Regions from separate parts of the Mus musculus genome. Here regions 2 and 3 are each linked to region 1. The links are chromatin loops, found by intact Hi-C in ENCODE. Cell type or tissue: left cerebral cortex. All regions are shown on one strand.

Region 1 (2,500 bases):
AACACAGGGCATGGCTTCCTGCTCTGCTCAGCTCAGCCACCTTCCTCCTCTGCACACACTCACACTCCTGTGCACACGCCTTGTCTGTAGGCTGTGTACGTGGTCTGCTGAGACTGGTCTGAAGGAGCTGTTGCATCTTGACTGACTGCTACCGATGGTCCTAGATACAAGTGATGTGATGAGTTGGACTAGAATACTTTTAACCACGTGTCTCAGAGCCCATGGGTATTGTACATTTGTCTTCCAACAGCATTGTCTTTAATATCTTCTCCATTGCTACATGTTAATTTAAAATGTTTTAGAACTTTTGTTTCATTTAGAAGCCAATGAAAATATCTAGTTATTTCAATAAATATTTTCTGAAGTTCTAGAGACTATGACAGTTAAGCTATCTTTGGTTGATTGCTTTTGGCTTTTGAGTTACAGTTTCATGTAACCCAGGCTGTCCTCAAACTCACTATGACCCGGAACTCCTGATCCTCCTGTCTCCAATTCCCAAGACCTAGGATTGCAAGAGGGTGCCATGTCTAGCTAATTTTAATTTAATTTAAAGGTACACACATATATAAATATGTATTTGAAAAACTGGTTCTTAGACTTTGGAAGAACAAGGGGGAATCTCCCCAGTGTAGGGTGAGAAGGCAACCAGAGTGAAGGGAAACAGTGACAAGACCATGGAGACAAAGGCCGAGAGAGGTGAGGGGACAGAGAGGTGCTCATGCCCGGAGGTGGCATTGCTTGTTAGGAGTCAAGTAAAGGGGCAGGACCTTGTGTGGCTGAAACAGTTTGTCCATGATTTTAGGATTCCTCACTTGAAGGAGTTTTTGCAGCAATATTTGCTACTGTAACACATGGTTTTATGGCCTTTCCCCTTATTCTCTGTTGTTAACAATTTATCTTCAGTATTATCTTATTCTTTTCCCATTTTGATATCTAGGGTTACACCCTTTCTAGTACACATAGACAGTTTATTATAACAGGTTTGCACACATAGATCATAGAAAATGCTTTCATTGTTCCTTTGGAACAGGGTGTCTCTTATTCACTTTCTCGTGTAATTACTGCAGATCCTCCCCAAAGGAAGCCCTGAAAGGACCGACTGCATTACTTTTCTGTTCCCCTGTACCTCTGAAATTGCACATGATATTACAGTGGATAGTGGCACCATCTAGTGGTAGTTTTGAGACCTAACCAAGTTCAAAGTCATTTGATAACCAGTTTAGAATTTCAAACATAACTTTCTATCCGTTTTGCAAATTGCTGAAGCATTTATTTAATGTCATATCTTGTTGAGCCCTGAAATGCCTTCAAGTCAACAGATAACACCGCTATTATGATTCATAAATAACGTGGTTTCTAAACAAATGGCTTATACATTGTATACCTTCTTGAAACAAGGTCTCACCATGTAGTCTAGGCTGCTCTTGATCTCCTGCCTCTGCCTCCCAAGAGCAAAGATTGTTGACATAAGCTACCACACCGTGATCACCCTGCTATTGTGCGTGTGTTTTGATTATATTTTGAAAAAAAATGATGCTTAGGAATGTAGTTAAACAAAATATTTACTTGAACTAATACCAGAATTTCAGAAATGATCCCATTCGTGGCTGTAAGAACTATCCAGCAAGAGAGTGCCTTATGATGCTTCTACGTCAGAGTAAGGAGCTCATGAGATGACTTTCCCACTAAGACCCTGGTGCTTGTTTTTCTTTTTCCTTTTTCCTACTTGGGGTGTTTTGACAACCCCTGCCCTTGCTTGGTCCGTTGATGATAGCTGCTGAGCCTGTGTTTGCAGATCCAATCAGAGAGACTGGAGTAGTCAATCTTACTTCTTATTTCTTTGTGGATTTTAAAAAATATGTATGTTCTTGAGGGGAGAGTTTGCGCAGCTGGGGAGCTAAAGGAGGGTATTGGAGCCCATGAACTGAGAATTATAGTCACTTGTGAGTCACGTGGCATGGGTGCTGAAAACTGAACTCTGGTCCTTTGTAGGAGCTGTACACAATCCTAACCACTGAGCCATCTCTCCAGCTTCACAGTTATGGGTCCCTAAATGTAAGCTGTATAGATAGAGATCTTGTTGGTAACTTGCAGTTGATTGATAGCTGTGACAACGAATGACATATTGACGTTTAGTCCATTCTTGTGGCTATCGGGGCTATTGGGGAGGGGTAGTGTTAATAAAAAATAAAAACATTTGGTAAAGAATCAACATCTTCCTGCAATCCCAGAACTCTTCAGATAGAGGCAGGAATATCACAGATTGAAGACCAACCTTGGCTTCATACTTCAAGGCCAACCTGGGCTGCCAGAAACCCTGTCTCAAAACAAGCAAATAACCATCGCTTTCATGGATAACATAATAGAGCAATAAAATTAATTGCCATTTTTGAAAAGGGGGAAAACCATTTATTCAGTGCCAGAGGAACCGAGGGATATAATTATTACCATTGTACAGCTGGAGAGGCTGAAACACAAGGAGGTCAAGTCACTTTTACAA
Region 2 (2,500 bases), 84 kb before region 1:
TTGTTGCTGGGATTTGAACTCAGGACCTTGGGAAGAGTAGTCAGTGCTCTTACCCGCTGAGCCATCTCACCAGCCCCTGAAAGAAAAGTTTAAAAAAAAAATATTTATTCACCTTTATTTTATGTGACTGTGTGAGTCCCTGCATGTATATATGTTCCTGCCTGGTACCCTCAGAGGTATGAAGAGGGTGTCTCATCTCCTTGAACTGGAGTTACAGGCAAAGCTATTGTTGTGGATGCTGGGAAATTAACTCTGGTCCTCTGTAAGAACAGCAAGTGCTTTTAGCCACTGAGCCATCTCTCCAGCAACACCCCTCCCCCCAACAAAAACCATTTTAAGAACACCCAGTGTGTCTTGAAATTGGAGATCATAACTCATTACAATCTATGGAACTAATTTCATGGATTTCTTATTTATAATACAAACTACTACTATAAGCTTCTTGGAATGTGTAGAGAGTGGAGGTGGGGGATATAAAAAAAAAGTTTAGGACATGGTCCTCTATGCTAGAAGCTGCAATCATCCCGAGGAGATGATTCATACATTTTTTAAAAAATTACTAGTATAAGGTACTAGTCTGATGACATGCTCACATGAGTGGAAAAAAATGGACCACTGGAAATGAAGAGTAAGCCATGTGGCTGAATGCTGGGGTTCGTAAATCAGATGACCTCCACGAAGTCGCAGCTCCTCCACTTCCTAGCAGTGTGACAAGTTACTTAAGTTTGCTAAAGCACTTAGAACAGCTCTAAACATTTCGGTGACCTGGAAGTATTCTCTACCATTGCCATAACTATTCAGCCACCATTTCAAGGATGGATGGCACATGAGCACAGAAGAATGTGAGGGAATCATAATGGATAATTCGCGCCAAAGCCGCTCAAGTTATAAGTTTGTAAATTTGTAAGTTTGTTGGCATCTACTAGGCAGGGGTTGAAGAAGGCAACAAGGCCTATTCTACCCAGAGTCAGGTCCACACGGCTCCCCGCCACGCTAGATGCCCGTGCCTGTCTTTAGGGGGCGCTGCCGCTTAGCCGCCGCGGCTGGCCCAGAGCGCGTCCCCGCCCCACGCGTGCGCGCCGCCCAGGTGAGGAGGCGGCTGGGCCGGGGTTGGGCGGGCTCATCGGCGGGGCGGAGCCCGAGCGGCCGGGGCGGGGCGGGGCGGGGCCCAGCGGGACCCAGGCTAGAGGCGGGACCAGCCGCCGCCGTCTCCGTCTCGCCACCACGGCCCCCACACAACCCGCAGCCACCGCGGGAGGAGCGGAAGCCGCCGGCCTCGCCCGTTCAGAGCCGCGCCGGCTGGAGCTCTGAGGAGTGGCGGCCGTCTCTCTCGCTCTCTCTCTCTCTCCGGCCCGACCCCGCCCAAAGGTGCCGAGCACCCCCGCCCCAACCCGAGCGCTCCCACCTGAGCCGGCGCCATGGCGGAGCAGGAGAGCCTTGAGTTCGGCAAGGCGGACTTCGTGCTGATGGACACCGTCTCCATGCCCGAGTTCATGGCCAACCTTAGGCTCAGGTGAGCGCGTCTCGACAGCCATGCCGGGGTTTCCCGAGAGGGGGCGCTGCTGAGGATTCGGGGTGACCGGGGCGAGCAGCTCCCGCGAGTGAGTGCGGCGGGGTGACAGGGGGTCCGCGGCGCTGGGTGGTCACGCCTCCCAGAGAGAGGACTCTTCCTTGGTGCGGCCTTGGGACTCCAGGGTGTGATGAGGTCTAGGACTGCACTTTAGGGGTCTGGGGTCGTCCCTGTGTGGTGTCTTGATTAGGGGCATGCTGGGCTTGAGGTCGCTTAGGGGTGCACCAGCCCGCCCTGAGCCAGGTAAATGATGTGGGCGGGACCGGGTGACTTAATGGAACAAAAGTAAGGGAAAAGAAAAACTTAGGAGCGGCGTGATGGCCCTGGCAGCCCCAGGAAAACTGGAAGGTTGTTTTAAAAGAGCCTGGCATCTATCTCCTGCTTTCACGCTCGATTTTCTTTTCTCGTTTCTTTCCTTCCTCTTCTTCTTCTTCTTTTTTTTTTCTCTTTTCTTTCTTTCTGGCGTGGTTCCATCCTACCATTCAGGATGCTATGGAGTGAACCCTAAGCTGTCTGTTCCGGGACACGGGCTATTTTTTAGTTACTCATTCGACGTAATTAGACCCGTTTCCAGACATCGAAGAGACTGCTGTACTTGCCAGTGCCAAGATAAACTGTCTGAATTTGACAAGGCGTCCATGGTTTCAGTTTTTTCAAGGAGTTATGTATGGATGGAGCCTTTGTGTTACTGACATCTTTGAGAATTTAGTTACAACACAATGCCCCAAAATGGGCTTCCAAGAGGAACTTATTTTAGAAAGTCTTCTATACGTAATTATTTCATTTTCAAACAGTAATATGTAATCTGAGTATTAAAGTGTTTTGACTTTAAAAAAAAACTGAAACGGAGTTTCAGCTTGAAGCGTGTGCTTACTTGTTTATTTGTTTGTTTGTGTTTTCCCGGAAGCTTTGCTCTGTCTGTTACTTGTA
Region 3 (2,500 bases), 120 kb before region 1:
AATCTATTCCTGAAGTAGTTTAACTTTTATAAGCATTTATTACTTTTGTGGGTTTTTTTAAAGATACAAATACAGTGATATAGAACACTACCCCCCCCAAAAAAGTCACTTCACCTCTTAATTTGAGTTCAAACCTCTCCACTGTGTGTATGTGTGTGTGTTTTCCGTCCTGGATAGTCAGTCCATGGCTAATATTTTAAGTTACATTCCTACCTGTTCTGATTTGTGGGGTACAAGATTTTGCTCCCATGATCACTTGGTACAAAGAAAAAAAACTGTATAATTTGATTTCTAAAAGCACTAAGAAAAATACACAGCCCTCACTCTCAGGCCGGAGGAGCTGGTGAGCACGGCGGTCTTCAGCATGTGTCTGTCCCACCCAACTAGCCCCTTCCCCCTCTGCAGAGCCCAAGGCAGAAACTGCTCTCCCTGAAATAATAAATCATCATCGTGACAGATGGAGAAAATTAAACAGGAAGGACATGGGGACAAATATCAGCCAGAGGGCGAACTCATGAGGCCAAATGAAGAAAACAAGAGGATTCTGGCAAGAAACATGAGTGAGGTTGTCCAGGGCACTCTGCAGAGAGCTCTGCCCTCCTGACAATGCCACACTCTCACCTTGGCACACTGTTAAAAACCCTGTCCCCTCTCAGAAATCAGCACCCTAACACCCTACTTATAACCTGCACCTCGGGGCGGATCTCAAGAGTAACAAAATGCACAAGGAAGGGGCCCAGGAGATAGGGGCACTGCACGGTCTAAATATGGTGGGAGAGTAGCGGCAACGCCTGGCACAAGCTGGAGCCTGGGAGGGTGGGCGTGTCTCATGAAGCCGCTGATGCTAACCAGATATTTACACCCATGGGGGAACTCCAGAGCCAGGAGCTATTCCGGCCTGCATCCTCCCTCTCAGCGTCTCCACTCACTGACTACCTAGACAGAGTTCAAGTACTCCAAGTCTTGTATTTCCCAGAGGATTCGCCACATGGCTCCTCCTGAGCCCCACTAGGTTATTCTTGAGACAGAAAAGCCTGGTTGCTTGTGACTTAACCCAGACACCAGGAATGCACAGCGGAGGCCATTCCAGGCAGAGGGGTCAGGTGACTTGATAAGAACACTTTCCTGGAATCCCGTCATTTGATAGCCAATCCACATACCAGCCACCAGGTGGCAGCATGCATTTAGCAGGTCCTTTTGCTCTAAGAAAAGGGCCTTATTTTTCTTTGCAAAATCCAGTCCAACTGAGGGGGTGTAGTTGTTGACTGAGGCCCTGCCGGGTACCTCCCACAGGGGATTTTGCAGACAGCCAGGAATTCAGGAGGTCTGAATGTGCTGTGGCTTCCCTTCCCACCCAGTGCTAGGATGGGAATCAAGCAGTGAATGAGAGCCACCATGGAAGAAAGGTATCTATCTCTCAAACCAGTCCCCAGTATACTTATAGGGTTGGACCTAAGGGCCTGGCTGAAAAGTCTATGAAGCTATAACATAGGAGCCAGTGGGAACTGCGCCTGCTGACAGCCACTTCGTAGCAGGGTAAGGGAGGCTGACCGGTAAGGGTAGGAGCTGTCACTGTTGAGTGCAGGCTCTGTCAGCCCAGTTATACCGAGCTGTTAAAGGGCTTATGCTGGCAAGAGAAATGATGAGTGACCACCTCAGCTTAGGAATACCCACGGGAGGCAGTTCTGTATGCACTGGGGGTTCGGATAACTGAGACTGCAGACCTACTGTTTAAAGCAGTACTTGGCCTTGCTGGCTACCCCAGTTTCCCCTGTGGCGTTGTGGGACCTCACATCCACTGACCACTCACCTGGGGCTAATCCGTTTGGCCACCACAATGATGTCACTGACACTTGCTGACGTCTTCATCTTGGCCCCAGAACCCATTGTCATGGCAACGAGTTTTTCTGTCAGAGTGTGACAAATCTAATATAACAAGGAGACAAGATGTGATGTGGGTGACCTGGCTCCCCAACCCCACACCAAGGGCTCTGGCACCCTGAAAAAGATGAACACGGCCCCAACCTGGGCACCGCTGGTAAACTGGCTCCTACCCTAGTGATGAGAGGAAATGGGGTGGAAAGAGGCAAAAGCCAATAGCCTGGGTGGAAGCTGTAGGGGGAAGGGCTCTGAGATCAAGGACAGACCTTCAGCTCAAAGAGGACTAAGCTGGAATAATCCATCTAAGAAAAATCACGCGCTCCAATTTTACCACCTTGACTTGGGGGAGAAACTTTCTATTACTTCATGGTTTAGACTTCTAAATGGCTAATATCTCCAGTGGGGTGCTCACAGAAATGTGGCTGGACAAAGGGCAACTGTTTTTCTTTAGGCACATTCTCCAATAAAGACAACTATGCTGACAGTTTTTGAGGGTTGTGGGTTATTTGTACGTTTTTCCAGGTGATGATAAAAAGGGCCCTGGAAAAAGCAGGGCAAAGGCAAAATGGCAACACGTGGGCTTCTTCCTCTTCCTCCCGCACCACTGGCCAGCTCCAAG

The links. Hi-C counts contacts between places; a loop is a spot of excess contacts. Peaks named below come from ENCODE experiments on the same cell type or tissue, not always from the same donor. Only the 100,000 strongest peaks of a DNase experiment are listed, where the experiment ranks them.
Region 2: it touches region 1 in a loop (5-fold over the local background); 19 of 42 quality-filtered maps call a loop at or near these places.
Region 3: a loop joins it to region 1, with 8 times the contacts of the local background. A loop is called at or near these places in 29 of 42 quality-filtered maps.

Annotation. Positions count from the first base shown.
Region 1 is chr11:80,695,198-80,697,697 of GRCm38, reverse strand. All of the region lies in intron 1 of Myo1d (myosin ID), which reads left to right. Among named protein-coding and RNA genes, the nearest start is that of Gm31042, 28 kb to the left of the region's middle. In left cerebral cortex, a CTCF peak has its summit at 1,176 (motif pointing left); a DNase peak (open chromatin) is centred at 1,159.
Region 2 is chr11:80,778,711-80,781,210 of GRCm38, reverse strand. Myo1d (myosin ID) reads left to right here and starts at 1,186. Exons shown (of 22, transcript NM_177390.3): 1 at 1,186-1,513. The coding sequence starts at 1,419. In left cerebral cortex, CTCF peaks have their summits at 983 and 1,549; DNase peaks (open chromatin) are centred at 1,078 and 1,532; H3K4me3 peaks cover 1,529 bases; H3K27ac peaks cover 563 bases.
Region 3 is chr11:80,816,929-80,819,428 of GRCm38, reverse strand. It overlaps Tmem98 (transmembrane protein 98), which reads right to left. Exons shown (of 7, transcript NM_029537.2): 5 at 1,811-1,926. All of the region lies in intron 2 of Gm31228 (a long non-coding RNA gene), which reads left to right. Among named protein-coding and RNA genes, the nearest start is that of Gm31228, 3.0 kb to the left of the region's middle. In left cerebral cortex, a CTCF peak has its summit at 1,157 (motif pointing right); a DNase peak (open chromatin) is centred at 1,208; H3K27ac peaks cover 236 bases.